2 separate regions of the Homo sapiens genome follow, and region 1 is linked to region 2. A link is a contact called in ENCODE Hi-C or POLR2A ChIA-PET data. All regions are on one chromosome and are shown on one strand. The core of a region is the stretch at or near the end of the contact, and the rest is flanking DNA. Distances in the headings are between cores, read along the strand shown.

What was found. A loop is a pair of places that touch in the nucleus more often than their neighbours do. ChIA-PET counts read pairs that join two places held with the same protein, here RNA polymerase II (POLR2A). Pooled maps may share reads with other maps.
Region 1: a loop to region 2 is called in a map of PC-9, with 4 times the contacts of the local background. The contact joins two enhancer-like sites. A Hi-C loop is called at or near these places in 2 of 168 maps with a recorded cell type or tissue (PC-9 and heart right ventricle) and 2 of 50 pooled maps. POLR2A ChIA-PET finds 5 or more read pairs at or near these places in 1 of 52 experiments (activated T-cell).

What each region holds. Positions count from the first base shown.
Region 1 is chr10:4,768,406-4,773,789 of GRCh38, reverse strand. No RefSeq gene overlaps it. Among named protein-coding and RNA genes, the nearest start is that of AKR1E2, 55 kb to the left of the region's middle. Within about 2 kb of position 2,914, at least 9 of the 41 ENCODE cell types and tissues checked have a DNase peak (open chromatin) inside an H3K27ac peak, as active enhancers do.
Region 2 is chr10:4,267,495-4,273,180 of GRCh38, reverse strand. No RefSeq gene overlaps it. Among named protein-coding and RNA genes, the nearest start is that of LINC00702, 26 kb to the right of the region's middle. Within about 2 kb of position 2,865, at least 5 of the 41 ENCODE cell types and tissues checked have a DNase peak (open chromatin) inside an H3K27ac peak, as active enhancers do.

The sequences.
Region 1 (5,384 bases), core at 1,665-4,164, 500 kb before region 2:
GAATGGTTGTGAGGTTCGTCAAATGTTTTTTCTGCATCTATTGATATGAGCATATGATTTTTCTTCTTAGCTTGTTGTCATGATGGATGACATTGATTGATATTTGAATGTTGAATCATTCTTTTGTATACTTTACTTCAGGTATGAAATGATCCCACTTGGTTGTAGTGTATTTCAAAAAATACATTGTTGGCTTTGACTCACTAATATTCTGTTGAGCTATAATTATAAGACATGTTGGAGTCTAGTTTATTCTTCTGTAATGATTTTAATCTGGCTTTGGTGTTAAAGTAATTCTGGCCTCATAAAAGGTACTGGGAAGTATTCCTTCTGCTTCCATTTTCTGCAGTGAAGTTTATAAAGTTTAACCTAATTCTCCTGGTTTTAATGCCTAAGCATCACCCACCACTGTGCCTCACATGTCCCAGTGTATAATCTCTCTGAATCAATTTCTTTCTGTGTTGGGGAGGTATGGTTACTAGTCTCAGATTAATGGCTACAAATATACAGTTTGATAAAATAAATAAGACTGATAGATTAGTAGGCTGATTATAGTCTACAATAATTATTGTATATTTCAAAATATCTAGAAAAGAATAATTTAAATATTTCTAGCATAAAGAAAAGACAAATATTCAAGGTGATAGGCATCTTAATTGCGCTGCTTTTATCTTTATTGATTACGTGAATGCAATAAATTATCACATGTATCCTGAAAGTGTGTACATCTATTATACATCAATTAGAAAACATTTAAAAACTCAGAGAAGGAATCCTGGATGCCCGATCACTATTTATTCCACCTGTCAATTGGCCCTCCTGGTTTTGAACCCCATCTGATCACTGCATTTGCAAAACTCAGAACCTCTCGTTTTTTATCTTTCCCCATTCTTCAGTGAAAAATTCTCTTAGGATTCAGCTTCCTTTGTTCCGCTAAGTCGGTTTCCACCATCCCGCCCAAATATTTGTTAATGTATCTCATCCACTGCAGCCTCTCCTTTCAGTCACCTGTCTGTGAATTTATACTTCTTCTCTATAATTTCCTTAGGATTTGTGGAAGGAGCAGACATAGGCGAGCATGTGTCTAATCTACTACCTTTACCCAGAGTTTCTATAATTTATTTGCTTAGAAATGTTATGAAGCTTTTACAAAATCATATGACATCCATAATGCATTATTTAATAGAGCAGAACCTTACATTTTATGAGTTTATCGTTCACGCAAAAGTAATAGAAATCTGAAGGAGACTTGAAAGGCTTGAGGCTGAAAAACATCTAATTTATGGAATTTGAGAATTGTAGCATCTCTGGGGTAGAGTTGGGTGTTTCTCTTTGTGGCAGATCTTCTCCTTACTCTGGAATAAAATGATTTGATGAGTAAGTATAGTTTCATACACATGGTGAAGTTTCAGTATAAACTCATGCAGGATTGAGGTTGGAGCCTAGTCATTATTCTTGGTACAAAGGATTAACCCAAACGCAGTTTCTTCATTCAGAGCTACTGTACATTTATTTAGAAATGGAAATTGGGTATATAAACAAGGCAGCATCTTTGTACAATAGAGCATTTTACCCCTAATTTTAGATTTGAATTATTCAATGAAGAAACATGAGGCATATGCTTCCGGGAATGTGGAGGTACATGATCTCCACTCAATGCTCTGAAGAACATTCCATGGCAAGGACGTGGCTTGACTAACATGTCCAACTAACGATGCGCTCTTCTTTAGAAGGTTGTTTAAGAGTGGATAAATATGACTTTGGGGAAAATGGAATATTTCATTTGTGGTTTTTGGTGACCAAACCATTTCTGAGTTTCCGCTTTCCTCTTAAGTAAATAGCTATGTTTATTGTCAATTAATGTGGAGCAGGAAAGAAGACAGCACCCAGATTTCTGCCATTGTTTTGAGAAAGGATATTGGCAGGTTTTCCCAAGCCATCTCCTCCAACCCTCCTTGACACCCTTTGTCCTGGGATCTGGCTCAGTGGACACAGTTATGGGGGGTGGCACATATTCTCAGAGGATAGGAAGTTTATGGGGAAGAAGGGGAATGAAACCCACATCCAGAGACAGAATTATCTGAAACTTTAACATTCAGGGACTCTTGTTTGATAAATCCCTGCAAAATCCTGGGAGAGGCTTCCTCCTTGGCAATATGTTTCATAAGTCATGTTTTATAAATGGCTGCTTTTTATAGAAATTTATTTAATGAAGTAGAATCAGATTTTCTTCTGATTCAAAACCCCAGGAATGGATGAGTCATATGCCCATTTCCTACTCTAACTGCTCTCCTTTCTCCGCTGGAACTTTCTCAGCCAAAAGCATCATTTGGAAGAAGCAAAAACAATCTTATCTAAATGGATGTGTGCAGAGAGGACTTTGTATTTACAAATAATTTGTTTTATTTTCTGCTTCCTGTAGATGGAGCTAAATCCTTAAGCATATGTTTACATGTGATGGAATTCCCAGGAAGGAGATCTTTGAAAGACAATAATAATATCTGCTGCTGAAGGCTTTTAATTCTTTGGACAATAAGTGGTGCTACACTGGGCACAATTTGGTGCTAAAGAAAGAAAGTTATTTGTAGGCAGAATCCTGTACCTGCCTCCTAGTCTCTGCAGAGAACAGAGAGTTTGTTGTTGAATAGAAATGGCCAGCAGTGTTACTATTGCTGTATTTTGTATTTTATCTAAGGTCATATTCAACTTCTTTTTTTTCTCATAAAAAATTAAACTGTTAAACTGCCCATTATCCATTGTCCTTTTACACGGGTGTTTCCTGGTCTTGTCTGTTGCTCAATGTGATTGAATGACCATGTATGACAAATAGTAATGAGCTCATAGTATTTCCCTTAGTCAGTTAATAAACAGTGCATATCTTTGGAAGAAGAGACACACTTTATTACTTCCCCATATGGTTTCAAAGGGATGTGAGAGCACAATGAGTCAGGCCAACAGGAAAACTTAAAAAAAGAAACGGAAAAAAAAGTTTTTAAAGAATCTTATTGTGTTTCTCCCAAGTTGCTCATAGCAACTTGTTTATTAATTCTAGAAATAGGCAAAGAAATTTTATACCTTAATAAGAAAAGAAAAAGACAATATTTTAGGGAGTTTAAATAATATTTATATGGAAAACAATTTTATTAAGTGAATTCACATATGTCTTAAGTGCTTTTTAGTGTATCCAAGACAGCATTAGATACATGTTACTTCTTAAAAAAATAAATGACCCCTCAAAAAGTTTTTAAGACATTTTTCTATTTTTTTCCAATCAGCTTCCATTTTTGTAACTAGTATACTAATTCACGGCAAAGTAAAAACAAACCAATTATAACATAAAATATTACTTTGAGATATTTTGATTATTTTTAAACGTCATAATTATTTGAAATCAGAAAGCAAAAAATGCTGGAATCAAAGTTAATTTCAGCCTCCAAATGTTTAAACTGTGTATTAAAACCTCTCTCATCTTATGTAAATTTTAATTCTTTAAAGTTGTGACATTTTCAAAAATCAAATATATATTTTATTTGGATTAATACATAATCTTGCAGAATGAGTTTATTATAATTTTATTCATATATGAGCTTTAAATTTATATCCCAAATAATTCTCAGAAACATTGGAGTACTCAGTTTTGTAGGTTGGTTAGCATTTTGATGTATCATTTACTATTAGTTTTTAGAGGTTAGAGCATCAATGAAAAGAAATATTGGTAATATAGAGGCAAGTTCTGAAATCTGTGGTTTCCAAGTCAACATTCAGGATTATTCTTTTAAAAAAATATAATTAAATTTTCTCAAAGTTACATTTACTATATTACAAATAGTCTCTTGTTTTGATTTATTAGGAAGACGTTAACAGCATATTCTTTTTTATGCAGTTTTCTTAAGACTCCATTAAAACAAATGGCTTTCCGGTCCGTGCCCCCTTCCAGGTCAGCTAACAATTTTATATTGATTTGCAAAAGAGGCTCCATTATAAAAACCTTTTGTAATTATCTAAATTCCATGTGTTTAGGAAGCTTTTGAACCATCCAGGAATAAGCTAATTTCCGTAATGGTGAGAAAGAATTGTACAGTGGATACAATAAATGCTTGTCTACTTACTTAGGCTTGTGTTTGAGTCTGTAAGTGCATGATTTGCTAATTTTGTTAAAAAAATAGTAAAAATTCTAATCTTCATTTGTATTGTTTCCTATATAAAAAAGCAAACCATTAGCAATTATAGTCCTATTTCTTAGTCATATACTGTCAATCAGCTATCTTGAAGATGGAACTGGGAAACCAGAACTTATATTCAACATGATAAGGAAATTTGAATTCATTTTATATACTATAAAGTTTATAAAAGTTATTAATAAGTAACCATAAGAATGGATTAAAAAATATTTAAAGCATACCAATTGACAGATTTGTAAATATCATTGAAAAAGTCAGAGATAACTTGGCCGAGATATCTATAGCACCTTTACACTTTAAAATTTTAATATCAATATGCCTTCTTATGAGTTATGTGTTTGCATATTGACTGTGTTCAAATTTGTTATTTCAAATTCCCCTTTGTTTAGGACTCTTGAAAGCACACAGGACTAACTGAGTTAGGGCAATGGGCTTCCAGTGCCCTCTTGGCTGTCACCTTATTTAATAAGGCCTGGCTTGTGCAGTCACTAGTTGGATTGGATTATGTTCTTCCTGACATTTCCATTCACTCTGTTGCCCAGCCCTAAATATGTTAAGCAAGATGAGCTATCCTGGGGCCAGGATGATTTTCCTTCAAAAGCATCCTCATCAGATTTAAATATTTACTGCTTTCCCCCATATCAAAGTCAATTAAATAACTTCTCATACAATTTATGAAAGCCAAAAAGCAATCTAGAAAGGAACACATCCAAACCCATTGACTCCATTGTAGAAAGAGAAATGAAAACGTGGGTTTCACTGGAGTGTTCTGGCATGGAAGTAGTGTCTCTTGTTGACTTTAGGAATCCTGGAATGTGGCCCTAGGAAGGAAAACCCTTGAACATTAAGGGGCCCCTTAATGAATTTCTCTATTTCTCTATGATCTTTCTTTAGTTCCATAGCCCCCACCTAAGTAGAGGGTGAGGTCAGAGGGAATAAAGAAAGACATAAAGCAAATTATGCTGTCGGCTATCCAAATTGTACAACCTTATTCATGCTGATTATGTATTGCAGGCATATGCAAAAATAAGTTTGCATATCCTGAGCATATCCGACCTCACCTTTGTTGTGAATAAATCACAGACTGTCCTGGATTCCAGAAGAGTTCCAACCAGTGAAGCTGGCATTCCAGGAGAATCCTCTGATTCTTTTGGCAAAACTGAGTCAAGAACATATTGCCAGTTCTTCCTGGGCTCAACTAAA
Region 2 (5,686 bases), core at 1,616-4,115:
CCTTGGTATTAGAGTTTGATGAAATAGTTTTGATGTGTTTATTTATGTTTATCTCAGAGCAAGAGAGTAATGATAGATGTTTCTGATTTGGTATAATTGAGAAATCTAGATTAAAATGTAATCCTCTTTTATTTTGAAATAACACAAATTATTTCATCATCTTCTTTCAAAATGGCCATTAATGATTTTTCTCAAGGAAGTTAAATTTTATTCACCATATTAATTAGTTCTAGTCATTCAAATGAATGTACTAGTCTTATAAAGTAATTATGCCATAAAACTGTCCCTTTGAAATGTCAATAAACCTATTTCTACTTTTCCATCACAATATTTGTTAATATAGATGTCACATTCTACAAGGACAAAAAGCCACAAGCAACTGTAGATTGAAATAAGTCGTTGTAACACAGAATATTCCCATTTATATTATTGAATAAATAGGTCTATCCAGTTTACAAGTAAGAGTAAAATACAAAATCTTTTGCAGAACAACATTCATACATTTCATTCCAAAAGATCTAAAAAATCAAGAATTCTACAAACAAAAGCAAAACAAATTGTGTTAATTCTATACCCTGTTTATGTTTGCGAGGTAAAATATATATATATATATATATATATATATATATATATATATATATATAAAATAAATCTAAAACACAAACTTCTATTAAAAAATCCATGAAAAAAGAATGCACTTTTAATGAAACAATACAGCAGTCAAGAACCACTCAAAACTCAGAATACTTTAACGGGGTGGTTATTGAGGAAATTAAATTTCCAAAGCTTGTCCCCTGAGACCTAAGAAAGTTAGACAAGTAGAAGGTGGTGCTGTGTTTTATCTTGGTCACTGAATGTTAAAAACCCGGGTGGGTGGGTGGGTGACATAAATGCTCATTCTCTGCTCATGACACTAAATTGGCACAGGCCCTTCAAGAGCAATTTGGTGGCATTAAGTAAAACTGGAGACAGTCATGCAGTTTTACCAAGTAATCACATTTGTAGATACCTGAAGGAAGCCTCAAACTTACATTAAATGGGAAAATGAGGCGAAGTGTAAAAAAAGAAAAAAATGAAAAATATTAGAAAACAACTTAAAAAAAAGAAATCTTGCTTAAAACAATCTGTACTATCCATAAACATATGATAAAATATTACCTTCTTGAAATAATAAAAAAATCAAGAAAAGATAAAAGGAACATTCAGATAGCCAAGAAATAGGATTTGGTGTGAAATACAATGAGAAGGAAATATCCTAGAACCTAGAAAGTAGAACAAAGGAAATGAGGGGTTAGGTCAAGGATGAGAACAGTCAGATTTTGGGAATAGGTAATCAGCACTGAGTAAAACAGAAGGGAATTTCCAGGATAACAACTGAGAGAAGCCCTGGGCTGGCCACTGGGTACCAGTTGCAGAGCCACCGTCAGATTGCAGCAGAGGCAGAGGCCCCAGGGGACCCAAGTAAATGTCCCTTTGGTTGCTGCTCTGTCGCAGAAATCTTTTTATTTCCCTGTGGGAAAATTTCATTCTTCCCTAAATTCTGACTGAACACATTAAAATATTGTCAACTCATTAAGTACACTGACTTAAAAAAATCAAAATGGAACATACATCCAATTGCCTTCTGAAAAAAAGAGAACTTTTTTTTGAGATCTCACATGTATGACACTGGTGACTGCCTCCTCACTTTTGTCAGATTTAATTGGAAGCTGCAGCAACAAATAGCTCCCGCATTTCAGCGGCTTGCGGCCCCTGCATGTTGTTGCTGGTGTTCTGTGGAGTGTGCTGGAGACTACAGCTCCCTACGCTACTCCTGTCTTCTTCTGGGACCAAGGCTGGATAAGCGTGGTACCCTGCAGCAGCTAAGTGTGTCTGTGCCTGCTAAACGAACTGCAAAAGGAGCTGCATGCTACCAGCAAATCCTAGACACATGTTCCTAAAAAAGACTAGCAAAAAAAAAAATAAAACATCCTTCACTCCGTGCACTATTATTAGAATCAGTCTTAAGGAGCATAACAGAAGAAAAGAAAAATAACTGAAATATTCACACCACAGAATACTACAAAACAGTTAACAAGTTTGCTTGGGTAACAGAATAAATTCTCCAAAAACTTTGTGACAAAAATATGTAAGAAATGGAATGTGCAGTGTGAGACACTTAAATTTTAAAATAGATAAAGCACTGCATGAAAAATTCATGAATATGCATATATAAAGGTAGCATAAAATATGAATAGGGTGACTGAAAACAAATTAAGGGTAACAGGTTATCTCAAAAGGGGAGAAAAGGGGTATTTCAGGGCTCAATAAGGGACCTCATGTTTAGTTTAATTTCTTTGAAAAGTGTGAAATGCATATGCCAAAATATGAAGATTTAAGAAAGCTGGCGGTTCATTATGTTATTCCCTATACCTTTTTTTATTCTTCATAATAAATTCTAAAATCTCAGACACTATGTAAACTGTAAATGCCCCTCTTATTGTCATCATTGGTGCAACTTGTGCAGCCCTGGGCAAGTACCTTCTGAGTACCTGGAGGTAAGGCTGATTATCTGCTTCATCTACTGGCATAAAATGAAAACTTAAAAAAAATGAATCAAAATTATGACCTCAGCAAAACTGGAGACTAAAATTAACATCCCTTCCCAAAACTCACCCTATCACCTAGTACCAAACTGACAAGTCATTGTGCTTATATATTCATGTGCATTCTTGCTAACTGACAGTTTCCCTTACAAAACTTTTTGCCCATTGTCTATCCTCTGCCTAATTCTTATCCTTCCCCAAATGCTCTCCAGGCTAAGTAAGAACAGATACACATGTAGTAGCCGAGATGACATCACAGCTCCAAGATTCACTTCCTGTGGCTGTCTGTGTTCTCTTACTGTGACGGTTATGGGCAGCCGGTGAGCAGGTCCTGCCCAGTAGTCCCGAATCTCAAACCCTTAAGGCTAAACTCACAGGAATTTAGCAAACATGCAACAAAGGAATGTAAAGGAAACAAACACATTACACAGTCCCTGTTTGCTCTCTTCCCATTTCTCTCTCAGGCATTTCTAATAGTTTTACAAAGTATAGCTAAAACAGGGAAAATGTACAGTTTTCCTAAAGCTAGGGTGGCCCAAGCCTAAGGGAAAAGAAATGTAGAATATCCCTTTGTGTGGGATCATCGCAGAACCACCACAAATCGATTTGTATTTTTTTAAAAGCAATAGAAATTTCATTTCCAAAAAAAAAAAAAAATCCTATGCTAACCTCTAAATTTTTATTTATGTATGTATGTATGTATGTATGTATTTATTTATTTTGAGCTAGGGACTCACTCTGTCACCCAGGCTGGAGTGCAGTGGCACAATCATGGCTCACTGCAGCCTCAAACTGTTCAGTTCAAGTGATTTTTCTGCCTCAACCTCCCCAGTAGCTGGGACTACAGGTGTGTGCCACTATGCCTGGCTAATTTTTTTTAAATTTTTTGTAGAGAAAGGGTCTCACTTTGTTGCCCAGGTTGGTCTCGAACTCATGGCCTCAAGCAATCCTCCTGCCTCTGCCTCCCAAAGTGTTAGGATTGTCGGCATGAGCCACTATGCCTGGCTCACATGCTCATTTTAGCCAGGGATCATTAGCAATAGCGGTTATAGAGTCAAATCTGTGTTTGTGATTTTTGGATATTTTATTGCCTGGAAGGTAAGAATTAATTGATTTTTTTAAGTTTGCTTGTGATTATATTATGTTCCTGAGCCATGAATATCATGCAAACCTTGCAATATCTTGCTGTGTTTGGCACTCAGAGTGTGGCTCTTGCTGACATGAAGTGAAGACTGCATTGGCTCTGACTTAGTCACATGCAGAATCTGAAATCCGATGAGCCCAATTCTAAATCTTGGGTCACCTTTAGCCTTACCTTTGAATTGTTTTCTTCACTTTCTTCCCTGGGAGAAAGCTCATTGCTAAAGACCTATGATAGCTTCAACATTTGAGTGAATTTTCATGCTATAAAATGATATGGGTTATTTTAAAACAAAATAGTACAAAATAATTTATCATTCATAACATTTTTCTATATCCATTTGCTCAAGCATGAGTTAGAATCCTCTTAAATTAAGGAAATGAAATTTCCTACACTGTTCTCTGGCATGGAAGCAGCATTCATTATGCATCTCCTAAATTTCCTCTTTACACCACCTCCCCTAAGGAAGGAGCTTGAACTCCCATGGAGAGTTTTCATCTCTTCTCATGTTTCCCTTCTTCAAGTCAATGGCCAGTCCTAAGCCACTTTGTTTTTCCTATCTGTCTAGTTTTATCTCTTTTCCCATCCCCGTGTCCATGGCAAAGCTTGTGGCAAGTATAGGTAGGTAGAAATAATTAATGCTGCGATATGGTTTGGCTGTGTCCCTACCCAAATCTCAACTTGAATTGTATCTCCCAGAATTCCCACGTGTAGAGGGAGGGACCCAGGAGGAGGTAATTGAATCACGGGGGCCAGTCTTTCCCATGCTAGTCTCATGACAGTGAATAAATCTCATGAGATCTGATGGGTTTATCACGGGTCTCTGCTTTTGCTTCTTCCTCATTTTCTCTTGCTGCCACCATTTAAGAAGTGCCTTTTGCCTCTCGCCATGATTCTGAAGCTTCCCCAGCCATGTGGAACTGTAAGTCCAATTAAAACTCTTTTTCTTCCCAGTCTTGGGTATGTTTTTATCAGCAGTGTGAAAACAGACAAATACGTGCTGAGACACGTGGCGTGGTCGGGGTAGAGCGGCAGATTTTATCAGGCTCCGGGTCTAGGTACAGCTGTGATGGGCATTGTGTTACTGTCCGTTTGAAAACTCAATTTACCATCTTAACCTCAGCCTTGAGGTAAGAAGCATGTTATGTTTCTTAGCATCTACTTATTGAGTACAAGTAACAATGTGTCTTCCCTGAGCTGGGTTTGCCTTTGGAGTTGCTCTGAAGTTTCAAATACAATAAGTCACGCCAGATCTTCCCACGGCTTAAAAACGCTTTAAACGTCACTTAGGATTCCTGAAGTCTTGCACATACCTCTTGATCATTTCAATAAAGTGGAATCAAATTTATCTGTCTAATCGAATGAAGACTTTTCCATAGGAAGTCCTAGTAAAACACTGAGTCTTTTGATCCTGAATACTCAGCCTCCATTGTATTTTCTCAGTGTCTCATTGTGTCACTTTATTTTGTTTTAGTAAGCTTATTTTTTCTTTGTTTTTCTTATTTTGTTTAAATTTTCACCATCAGACATTTGTCTGAAATCCAAGCTGATTAAGATAGCAACTTTCCCCAAAAGTTAAATTTCACTGGGACCTTCATATTTATTGCCCTCATAGATAATACCACTTCTTAGCAAAGACTCATAAACCATTTCTCACAGTACTGAAAACCTTTTCTGTTTTTTGAATTTTTACTCTTTAGAGCAAGGATCTTCCAGTTTCATATTTTTCTTACATTCCTGAAACAGCGAAATGGAACAGCTACCACTTTTTATTTGAGTAGCACAGAGAACAGAATACATGTAACTCATCATCACAGGGGCTACCATCATAAATACAGTTTGTAAAAGGAGACAGGATCCTTGGAAATGTTTCCAGCAGGTGGAGCACATCATGGCTCCAATCCATGTGCGGCTCCCCTTTATTGCTTACTAAGGATGCATATTTCATATCCTTTAAAAA